2 separate regions of the Homo sapiens genome follow, and region 2 is linked to region 1. The links are chromatin contacts, found by Hi-C or POLR2A ChIA-PET in ENCODE. All regions are on one chromosome and are shown on one strand. The core of a region is the stretch at or near the end of the contact, and the rest is flanking DNA. Distances in the headings are between cores, read along the strand shown. Region 1 overlaps STK10 (serine/threonine kinase 10). Region 2 has its middle 32 kb from the start of UBTD2.

Evidence for each region. A loop is a pair of places that touch in the nucleus more often than their neighbours do. ChIA-PET counts read pairs that join two places held with the same protein, here RNA polymerase II (POLR2A). Pooled maps may share reads with other maps.
Region 2: a pooled map shows a loop between it and region 1 (2.1-fold over the local background). The contact joins two enhancer-like sites. A Hi-C loop is called at or near these places in 1 of 50 pooled maps. POLR2A ChIA-PET finds 5 or more read pairs at or near these places in 6 of 52 experiments (K562, T-cell, WTC11 and 2 more).

Annotation. Positions count from the first base shown.
Region 1 is chr5:172,063,787-172,069,407 of GRCh38, forward strand. It overlaps STK10 (serine/threonine kinase 10), which reads right to left. Exons shown (of 19, transcript NM_005990.4): 13 at 934-1,026. Among named protein-coding and RNA genes, the nearest start is that of FBXW11, 60 kb to the left of the region's middle. RefSeq lists an enhancer at 2,983-3,032. Within about 2 kb of position 3,050, at least 3 of the 41 ENCODE cell types and tissues checked have a DNase peak (open chromatin) inside an H3K27ac peak, as active enhancers do.
Region 2 is chr5:172,313,386-172,319,006 of GRCh38, forward strand. No RefSeq gene overlaps it. Among named protein-coding and RNA genes, the nearest start is that of UBTD2, 32 kb to the left of the region's middle. RefSeq lists enhancers at 2,335-2,424, 2,455-2,544. Within about 2 kb of position 2,031, at least 4 of the 41 ENCODE cell types and tissues checked have a DNase peak (open chromatin) inside an H3K27ac peak, as active enhancers do.

The DNA.
Region 1 (5,621 bases), core at 1,800-4,299:
ATGAACAGCTCCTACCATAGTAAGCTATGAATGCTGAAGCAGGTAATATACAAAGCATTTCTAAATATGGACTCAAAAATTCTTTGCTTTGGGGGCTGAGGAAGCAGAACACACAAAGACCCCCTCGTGGGGGAAAATAGGAGCATTCCGGCAAAGGATGAAAAGAAGGCTGGGGAGGCCGGCCAGGGCACAGCAAAGAGGCGGCGCTTATCTTAGGGACAATGTGGGAGCCACTGAAGGGTTTTAAGGCACAGGGCTGTGGGGGGAAGGGTGCTATTATCAGACTTGGAATTCACATTGATCACACGCAGGCAGGAGAGAAGAAACTGCAGGGGAAAAACAGCTACAGGAAGCCTCGCTGGGAGGCCACTGGACAGTGGCTGGGGGATCATGGAGATGGTGACGAGTTCATAGATCCAGAGACAGGAGATAAGAAATATACATACCATGCTTCTGGAGGTGACGAAGGACTGGAGGGAAAGGAGGCGTCAGGAATGATGGGCCAGAAAGGAAGGAAAATGGCACCCCCTCAGAGCATAACAGGACCAGGTCTGGGACATCACAAGTTTGATGTCCTTCAGACTTAAAAGATGCCAAGTGGGCAGGGGAATATACTGGGTTGGTCAAGGAGATGTGACTTACAAATAAATAACCCTAAAACAAGGTAGGAGGTGCTAAGGGTTTGGGAGGTGGTCAATGTAAAGTGTTGGGGTATCCAGAGATGGAAGAGCTTACTTCCAGATGGAGGCAGGGCAATCGAGGAAGGCTGCATGGAGGAGGGGATAATGGGGCCATGAAGGATGAGGCCAGATTTAGGTATTCAGAACGGGGTATTTGAGGGGCAGGGATTGGGCAAAGGCAGAGAGGGGGCCTGGTCACCATTCCAGGTCTCGCACCAGCCCCTGCGCTCCCCAGCTGAGGCCAGGGACTCACAAGAAGCTGCTTTTTCTGCGTGTGCTCCTCCATCTTCTGCTTCATGCTTTCCTTCCGCTGCTGTCGGGGGAGCTTCTCCACCTCGTTCTTCACCTGCAGCAGAGACAGCAGAGAGTAGCTGGGTCAGGGTCCTCTCCATGCTTCCTACAGTATAATCTTCAACGCAGAACCCCCGGGCCAGAGAAACCAAAGAAGAGGCTCAGCTTTGCAGCGGCCAGCACCCTACGCGGCTCCCCACCAAGCCCCTCTGAGCAGGTGCTCCACACTGGCCTACTCCTGCCTGCCGCTGGTTTCAGCTTCCAACTCCCCCAGAGTGGGCAGGTGCTGTTTTCAGCAGCTTGGTATCCACCCCCCTCTTCTGGTAACAGCACCTCAGTTTCCTGCAGGGAAGTGTTTCTCAACCTTTTTAAAAAATTACAGTCCCTACAGAAGTTCTTTTAGACATTTTTCCCTAATCCCTCTCCCCCCATGAAATACTAGTCCAACAGACAATATCGTCAATCTGACAAACCATTGTCATATTTCAGTTATTTTGCTTCCTTTAGGGTAACACTAGCCGGGCTGAAAATGCACTTTTTTTTTTTTTTTTTTTTGAGATGGAATCAAGCAATTCTCCTGCCTAAGCCTTCCAAGTAGCTGGCATTACAAGTGTGCACCACCACACCTGGCTAATTTTTGTATTTTTAGTAGAGATGGGGTTTCACCATGTTGGCCAGGCTGGTCTCAAACTCCTGACCTCAAGTGATCTGCCTGCCTGGGCCTCCCAAAGTGCAGGGATTACAGGCATGTGCCACCGCGCCTGGCCGAGAATGCATACTTTAGTATCCCCCTTGTCAGCCCCTGAGGTCCAGGTGAACTGACATCCCTACCCCCGCTGGCCCTGGGCTGAGCATCTGATCCAGGCTGGCCAAGCAGCATATTCCATGCCCTTAGCCTCAGGAACTGATTCAGAGATAAGCACGTGACCCTCACTGGTCCAGTGTGAGCTTTGGGACGTTTGCTGGAACTACTGAAGAAAAGCTACCTGCTGTCCTCTGGGGTTGTTAAACTGGAGGGATGAAGGCCAAGGTGAGTCACCTTGTCAGCCCCTGGAGGGGACTGCCTGAGATGAACTCAGCACAGGGAAGCAATGTCCAGAGATGAGAAGAAGAATCCCTGGCAACACTCCTGCCCTCCTGGTCAGACGCCAGCAAGTGTTCTTTCCTTCTTAAGCCAGCTGGGATTGGGTTTCTGTCTTTTATAACAGGAGGGAGAAGAGATCCATGACACTTCTCTCTAAGGACCTTAGAGTTCCTCAGACAGTTCCTTCCCAAGAAACCCACACCTTCACAGGTGCCTAATAACCCAAAACCTGCATTGACAGAGGGCTCTTAAGAGCATCTGATGGGGGGAAAGGCCCGCCTGTGATCAAAAAGAGAGCATTCCAGGGAGTTCTGGCATGGTGAGGTAAGCCAAGACAGGCTGTGTCTCCTGATAATTACAGTGAAAACTCTGCATCAAATATGAAAGCAGCTACTTGAGGACTCTGAAAACCAAACAAAAGCAGGTGGCACGAAGGGGAGTCAAAACTTGCAGACAAGACTGGTACAGGGGATAAGTTTCCTATTTTTTTTTTCACCCTTTTGCTCTCCTGGCTTTGCACCAATTCCAGACCTGCCCAGTAGTGCAGTAGAAAAGCTGGCTAAAACTCTGTAAGAAACCTTGTGTTTCTGGCCAGAGAACCAGGAAAAGAGGCCTGTGCAGTCCAGTGAGTATGGGATGAATCCCAAAGAGAAGGGCACAGAAGGCCAGGCGGAGTGGCTCACGCCTGTAATCCCAGCACTTTGGGAGGCCGAGAAAGGTGGATCACTTGAGGTCAGGAGTTCAAGACCAGCCTTGGGCAACATGGTGAAACCCTGTCTCTACTAAAAATACAAAAATCAGCCGGGTGTGGTGGCACATGCCAGTTATCCCAGCTCCTTGGGAAGGAGGCATGAGAATCACTTGAACTCAGGCGGCGTAGGTTGCAGTGAGCCGAGATCATACCATTGAACTTCCAGCCTGAGGGACAGAGCGAGACTCCGTCTCAAAAACAAAGAGAAGAGCGCAGGAAAAGGGAAATTCCTAACTGTGTGTGTGAACACAGAGATTCACCCCTGAGCTGAGTATGAGTGAGACAGGTGCCAAGCAGTATAGCAAAAAACAAAAAAAGCAAAGACCCAACTAAACTAACACTGAAACCACTACCCACAGAAGATCAGACAGAACCTGTGGTCTGCAGGGTTTCCTGTTAAACAAAAAACATCTACATTCTTCAAAAGATTATAATACGGACCCACAGTCTACAGAACATAACACTGAAATGTCAGGGATAGCCAGGCACGGTGGCTCACACCTGTAATCCCAGCACTTTGGGAGGCTGGGTGGATCACCTGAGCTCAGGAGTTCGAGACCAACCTGGGCAACATGGCAAAAACCCGTCTCTACAGAAAATATTAATACAAAAAACTAGCTGGGTGTGGTGCCAGTGCACCTGTAGTCTCAGCTACTCAGGAGGCTGAAGTGGGAGGATCACTTTAGCCCAGGAGGTTGAGGCTGCAGTGAGCTGTGACTGCACCACTGCACTCCATCCTGGGCAACAGAGCAAGACCCTGTCTCTAAATAAATAAATAGAATAAATAAATAAATAAATAAATAAATAAATAAATAAATAGAATAAAATGCCAAGGAAACAATAAAAAATTACTCTACATACAAAGAATCAGGAAATAGAACCAATTTTCAAAGAAAAAGGCAATCAATAGATGTCAGCTCCGGGATGACACAGATGTTGGGACTGGCAGAAAGAAACTTTAAAGCAGCTATTATAACTGTACTCCATGAGGTAAAGCCCTTTAATATTTCAAGTATGGAAAGATGAAAGTTCACAGCCCAGAAAAACTATTTTTTAAAAAATTAGAAAATTTAAAACTAAACAATACAATGTCTGAAATTAAAATAAAACAATAGTGGAATGGTGATCACAGAGGAGGGTCATTCATTTGAAGACTGATTAATAAAGATTATATAATATGAATGATAGAGAGAAAAAAAGATGAAAAAGAGGAAGGTTTCAGGAACTTATGGGAAAATTATCAAAAGCTCAATGAAACCCAAACAGGTTAAATTAAAAGAAAACCACCCTCATACATATCATAATAAAACTTGAAAACCAAACACTAAAAAAATTCAGGAGAGTAGTTAAGAGAAATGTGACATATTAACACAGGAAAATAATGACTCCAGTGACCATGGATTCCCCAACAGACACTAGGGAGGCCAAAAGCCACCGGAGTATCATCCTTAAAGTGCTGAAAGAAGGGCCGGGCGCGGTGGCTCACGCCTGTAATCCCAGCACTTGGGGAGGCTAAGGCGGGTGGATCACGAGGTCAGGAATTCAAGACAAGCCTGGCCAAGATGGTGAAACCCTGTCTCTACTAAAAATACAAAAAAATTAGCTGGGTATGGTGACAGGCGCCTGTAATCCCAGCTACTCAGGAGGCTGAAGCAGAGAACTGCTTGAACCCGGGAGGCACAGGTTGCAGTGAGCCGAGATCACACCACTGCACTCCAGTCTGGGCGACAGAGCGAGACTCTGTCTCAAAAAAAAAAAGTGCTGAGATAGGTATGTCTAGTGAAACTATCCTTCAGAAATGAAAGTAAAATAAAGACATTTTCAGATGAAGGAAAGTAGGAAACTTTGTGGTCAGGAAGAAAGGCTACATTGGAAGTTCTTCAGGTTGAAAAGAAGTGAGCTGAGAAGAAAACTTGTATCTTCAGTAAAAAAGAAAGAGTGACAGAAATGGTAAATATCTGGATAAACATAATCAACACTTTTTCCCTTAAGATCTTTAAAATCTCAATGACCATTTAAAGCAAAAGTTGTCACATTGTCTGGTATGGTTTTTAATATATGTAGATATAATACATGTGATAGGCCAGGTGTGGTGGCTCACACCTGTAATGCCAGCACTTTGGGAGGCTGAGGTGGGCGGATTGCTTGAGGCCAGGCAAGACCAGCCTGGCCAACATGGTGAAACCCTGTCTCTAGGCATGAGAACTGCTTGAACCCAGGAGGCAGAGGTTGCAGTGAGCCAAGATCATACCATTGCACTTCAGCCTGGGCGACAGAGCAAGACTCTGCCTCAAAAAAAAAAAACAAAACCAAAAACGTGACAATTATAACAAAATTGAGAAAGTATCAAGAAATTTACATGGTTGTAAAGGTACATTTTACTTAAAGAATTACAATATCAACTCTAAATAGATGCTGAGATAGGTATGTATATTATAATGCCCCAGAGCAACCATTAAACACAAACACACACACACACATAAAATATAAACTAATTCATGAATTAAAAAATAATACTAAAAATATTCAAATACTTCAAAAGGAGGTAGAAAAACAGGGAAGAGAGGAACAAAAACCAAAGGAGACAAAACAGGTAATAATTTAATTAAATATAAATGCCATAAACACCTCTACTAAAAAACAAAGATTTTCAGATGGGATTAAAAAAAATGAAAGCACAACTATATGCTGTCAACAAGAAACCCATGTTAAATATAAAGATTTAGACAGGTTAAATTGAAAGGATGGGAAAAGATACTGTATGCAAACACTTATCAAAAGAAAGTAGGATTGGCTATTTATTAGACAAGGTAGA
Region 2 (5,621 bases), core at 781-3,280, 250 kb after region 1:
GGCCAGAATTCCCTCTGAAGAGCCAGTTCCTCCCATCTATGACTCTTAGTCCATCTGATTCTGGTGGAGCCCACTTCTTCCCCACTCCAGCGTGGTCCCAAGTCTCAGACTCAAGCCAATCAGTGCATCCCAAACCCAGGATTGCTCTAGGATGGTCATGTGATTCAACTAAGCTAAGAAGAGGCAGATCCAGGACTTTAAAAAACAAACAATAAACTCCTGAAACAACTCCCCAAATAACCAATAAATTGTTAATTTGTTTTTTTTTTTTTTTTTTTGAGACGGAGTCTCACTCTGTTGCCTAGACTGGAGTGCAGTGGCACGATCTTGGCTCACTCCAACCTCTGTTTCTCGGGTCCAAGCAATTCTCCTGCCTCAGCCTCCCGAGTAGCTGGGATTACAGGCACCTGCCACCACACCCAGCTAATTTTTGTATTTTTAGTAGAGACAGGGTTTCACCATGTTGGCCAGGCTGGCCTTAAACTCCTGACCTTAAGTGATCCACCTGCCTTGGCCTCCAAAGTGCTGGGATTACAGGTATGAGCCACCATGCCCTGCCAACCAATTGTTTAGAAGAGCCTTTTCTTCTGCCCATGAATTTTGGAGGAAGTAAACTTGCAGCTGCTTGGAGTCCCTAAAAGGGAAAAAATTGGGGCTGCTCTCCAGTTGGCGAGAGCCTACCCAAGCGGGACACTAACATAGAGGAAAATACAGCTGAGAAAGAGGAAGAATCCAACCCCTGAGAAATAATCTGAGCCAAATTCAGCAATGCTTGAATCTACCCCGTGGAATTTTCAGTTTCGTAAGTCAGTAGTTTTAAATTTTATTTCCTGTAAGTCTCAGTTGAGTTTCTCTCACTTGAGGGTAGGAAAGGTTTTATTTGTCTTTGTCTCCCAAGTACTCAGTGTTAACTCATAAAGAAGCATCCTTGTGTGCCATATTAAAAGACTTAGGGCTGGGCGAGGTGGCTCACTCCTGTAATCCCAGCACTGGAGGCTGAGGCAGGCGAATCACTTGAGGTCAGGAGTTTGAGACCAGGCTGTCCAACATGGTGAAACCTTGTCTCTATTAAACATACAAAAATTAGCTGGGTGTGGTGTCAGGTGCCTGTAATCCCTTTTACTCGGAAGGCTTAGACGAGAGAATCGCTTGAACCCCGGGAGGCAGAGGTTGCGGTGAACCAAGATCGCGCTACTGCACTCCAGCCTGGGGGACAGAGTGAGATGCCATCTCAAAAAAAAAAAAAAAAAAAAAAGGCTTAGGCTTGATCCCCGGCAAGTGAGGAGTAACTGAGGAGCTGTAAGCAGCAAAGCTATATGAAGCGTTTCATGCATTGGAGCTATGGGTGGGTAGACCTTTCAAAAGCAAGCAGTGGCGTGAACCTGGGAAGCGGAGCTTGCAGTGAGCTGAGATCGCGTCACTGCACTCCAGCCTGGGCGACAGAGCGAGACTCCGTCTCAGAAAAAAAAAAAAAAAAAGCCAAGCAGTGGCAGACATGAAATCTTTACCTCATAGCCCCACCCAGCTGAAATTACACACCCTCTGACAACAGGAGGCCAGGGACCAAACTGAGTTGTACACTCCCTGTATAGGTATGTAAGAGATAGGGCTTCTGTTCTCCCCATTCCTCCCTCTCACCATACCTGGACTGCTTTTGGAAGGAAACTTCTAGGGGTCCATGAGGCAGGCCTGCACACATTCCAAGCAGGCAGTAAAGCGCATTTCATTCTGCATGGTGTCATCAGGCATTCGTTAAAGGAATATATGACCTGTGGGTGATTAAAATCTAATGAAAACAGGCATTCTCAGAATGACTTCCAGAATCCAGGCAAGAGAGCACTGTTAAATGTCTGGAAATTATTGTACAGTTAAAGCACCCACACTCCCTTCTCTCCCAGACAACCCTGGGTCAGAATTGATCTTCCCTGTCTTTGTTCTTCTACTGTGCTCATAATCTCTCAAGTGCAACACGGATCGTGATATTGTCAGAGGTGTGTGAACCAGAACAACTCTGTCTTGAATAGGAGCTGAGTAAAGTGAGGCTAAGACCTGCTGGGCTTCATTCCCAGACTGTTAAGGCATCCTGAGTCACAGGATGAGATAGGAGGTCAGCACAAACACAGATCATAAAGACCTTGCTGATAAAACAGGTTGCAGTGAAGAAGCCGGCAAAAACCCACCAAAACCAAGAAGGCCACGAGAGTGATCTCTGGTCATCCTCACTACTACACTCCCATCAGCATCATGACAGTATACAAATGCCATGGCAATGTCAGGGAGTTACCCTATATGGTCTAAAAATGGGAGGCATGAATAATCCACTCCTTGTTTAGCATATCATCAGGGAATAGCCATAAAAATGGGCAAACAGCAGCCCTCAGGGCTGCTCTGTCTATAGAGTAGCCATTCGTTCATTCCTTTACTTTCCTAATAAACTTGCTTTCACTCTACTCTGTGGACTTTCCCTGAATTCTTTCTTGCGTGAGATCCGAGAACCCTCTCTTGGGGACCGAGACCCCTCTCTTGGGGACCGAGACCCCTTTCCGGTAACAGCATGACTGTAAAGTGGAGTTGCTTTGTCTATATTCCCTTCTAGAGGTGAACCTTGAGGTCAGGGACAGTCTTACTCATCTTTATGGTCCCCTGCACACCCCCACAATGCCCTTAATACCCAGTTGTTCAATGGACTTGGTGAAATTTGTAATCTCTAAATAGGCCTTGTGAAACCAAACTACATATGGCCTGAGAAGGATTCTGTACGTCTTTATTTGAGTCTTTGTGGACAAACTGCAACCTAACTTAGTAAGTAGACAAGATTGAAAACCTAACTTAGGAGTATGCGCCTGTAACAATAGCTGAGTCCTGGCCAATCCCAGTGGCCATCCTTCAACCACTCATACACTGCTGAGTGTTCAAACTGTGTTCAAATAAGGCAAACGCCAACCTGTAACCAATCCGGCTGTTTCTGTACCTCACTTCTGATTTCTGTATGTCGCTTCCCTTTTTTTGTCTATAAATTTGTTCTGACCATGAGGCATCCCTGGAGTCTCTCTGAATCTACTGTGATTCTGGGGCTGCCTGATTGGTGAATTGTTTTTTGCTCAATTAAACTCTCTTAAATTTAATTCAGCTCAAGTTTTTCCTTTAACAGCCTGACTTTATTTTGTTATATATATATATTTTGAGGTGGAGTTTTGCTTTAGTTGCCCAGGCTGGAGTGCAATGGCGCCATCTCGGCTCACCGCAACCTCCGCCTCCCGAGTTCACGCGATTCTCCAGCCTCAGCCTCCTGAGCAGCTGGGATTACAGGCATACGCCACCATGCCTGGCTGATTTAGTATTTTTAGTAGAGATGGGGTTTCTCCATGTTGGTCAGGCTGGTCTCAAACTCCCAACCTCAGGTGATCTGCCCACCTCGGCCTCCCAAAGAGTTGGGATTATAGGCACAAGCCACGGTGCCCGGCAACAGCCTGGTTAAAAAAAAAAAAAATTGGGCCGGGCATGGTGGCTCACGCCTGTAATCCCAGCACTTTGGGAGGCTGAGGCGGGAGGACCACGAGGTCAGGAGATGGAGACCATCCTGGATAACACGGTGAAACCCCGTCTCTACTAAAAATACAAAAAAAATAGCCGGGCGTGGTGGCAGGCGCCTGTAGTCCCAGCTACTAGGGAGGCTGAGGGAGGAGAATGGCGTGAACCCGGGAGGCGGAGTTTGCAGTAAGCCGAGATCGCGCCACTGCACTCTAGCCTGGGTGACAGAGTGAGACTCCGTCTCAAAAAAAAAAAAAAAAAAAAAAAAAATTGAAAATAAACATGCTCCCTGAATCCATATGTTTATTAAGACTCTTTTGTGGCCAGTGACAGAAACTTAACCCAGTCACTTAAGAAAATCGCTGGTTCATTGATTCACCTTCAGGCACAGCTGGATGCAGAGTTTCAAACAGTGTCACCTACACTCTATTTTTGTTCTGCTTTCCTTTGTATTAGGCTTTGTTCTCCTGCAAGCTCTGCGCTTGAGATGACCAATATGGTTACTAGCATCTGTAGGCTAAATTCAGCCAGCTTGGCAAGTACAGTAGAAAAGAGCTCCCCAAGGTTGGGCGCGGTGGCTCACAGCTGTAATCCCAGCACTTTGGGAGGCGGAGTGGGAGAGAGGTGGTGGATCACCTGAGGTCAGGAGTTCGAGACCAGTCTGGCCAACATGGTGAAACCCCGTCTCTACTAAAAATACAAAAAATTAACCGGTCGTGATGTCTCGCGCCTGTAATCCCAGCTACTTGGGAGGCTGAGGCAGAAGAATCGGGTGAACCCAGGAGGCAGAGGTTGCAGTGAGCAGAGATCGTGCATTGCACTCCAGCCTGGGCAATAAGAGTGAAACTCCGTCTCAAAAAAAAAAAAGAGCTCCTCTTCCTCAGAATCTCCAGCAAAGGTCTAAGGATCAAGTCTCATTGGTTTGGCTTGGGTCATCTGTCCATGACTGAGCCACGTGTTGTAGCCAGGAGACTGGGCTGTACTGGTTGGCGAGGTCTGGTTCACATGCCCATTCTTGGACCAAGGAGTGAGGCTAGCCCCATCTAAATCACATGGATTGAGAGTAGAGGGAAAAGAGGTTCCTCAAAGGAAAATGAGGGCAATACTACCTGAAGAAAGGAAAATAGATTACGGGTGGCTAAAATCACAAATGTCCACCATATATAAGTATTTGATAATTCATGTGTGTGTCTGTGTATATGTATGCAGACATGTAATTAATATATGTAAGCAAAAGCTAATTATATACAAACGAATTTTATTAAAATTATGTCAATAACAGTGATAATGATAGGCTACTATCAACTGAAGTTTACTTCAGTGCTAGCACTTTCTAGCTACTTTACATCTATTAACTCATGTAATCCTTATACTACCCCATGAGGCAGGTGCTACTATGTCTTCACGTTAAGGGCAAAAATTTAGATCTGCCGAAACTCAAATTGGTTACCATATTACATTGTCTCACATTTAGAAAACATAAATCAGAAGTGTACTAGGGACTGGGCGTGGTGGCTCACAACTGTAATCCCAGCACTTTGTGAGGCCGAGGCGGGCAGATCACCTAAGGTCAGGAGTTCGAGACCAGCTTGGCCAACGTGGTGAAACCCTGTCTCTACTAAAAATACAAAAATTAGCTGGGCATGGTGGCGGGTGCCTGTATTCCCAGCTGTTAGAGAGGCTGAGGCAGGAGAATTGCTTGAACCCAGGAGGCGGAGGTTGCAGTGAGTCGAGATCTTGCCACTGCACTCCAGCCTAGGAGATAAGAGCAAAATTCCAGCTATAAAAAAAAAAAAAGAAATGTACTAGGGTATTTGATAATTTTCTTCCCCTCCTACTACCCTACTGGGTGGACTCATTCATGCAGCAAACACCAAGTATTATAATGTGTTAAGTCTTCTATCAGGTACTCCGGAGACAGAAAAGTAACATGAGATACCTGCCTGGAGGGTTCCAGTCTGGTGGGGTAGACAGACACATAAACACAGGATTACAGGGCAGTGTGGTAAGTTTTACAGCAACAGTCTCTTTTTAAAAAATTTTTAAATTAAAACAAATTTTTTTTTTTGAGACAGAGTCTAGCTCTGTTG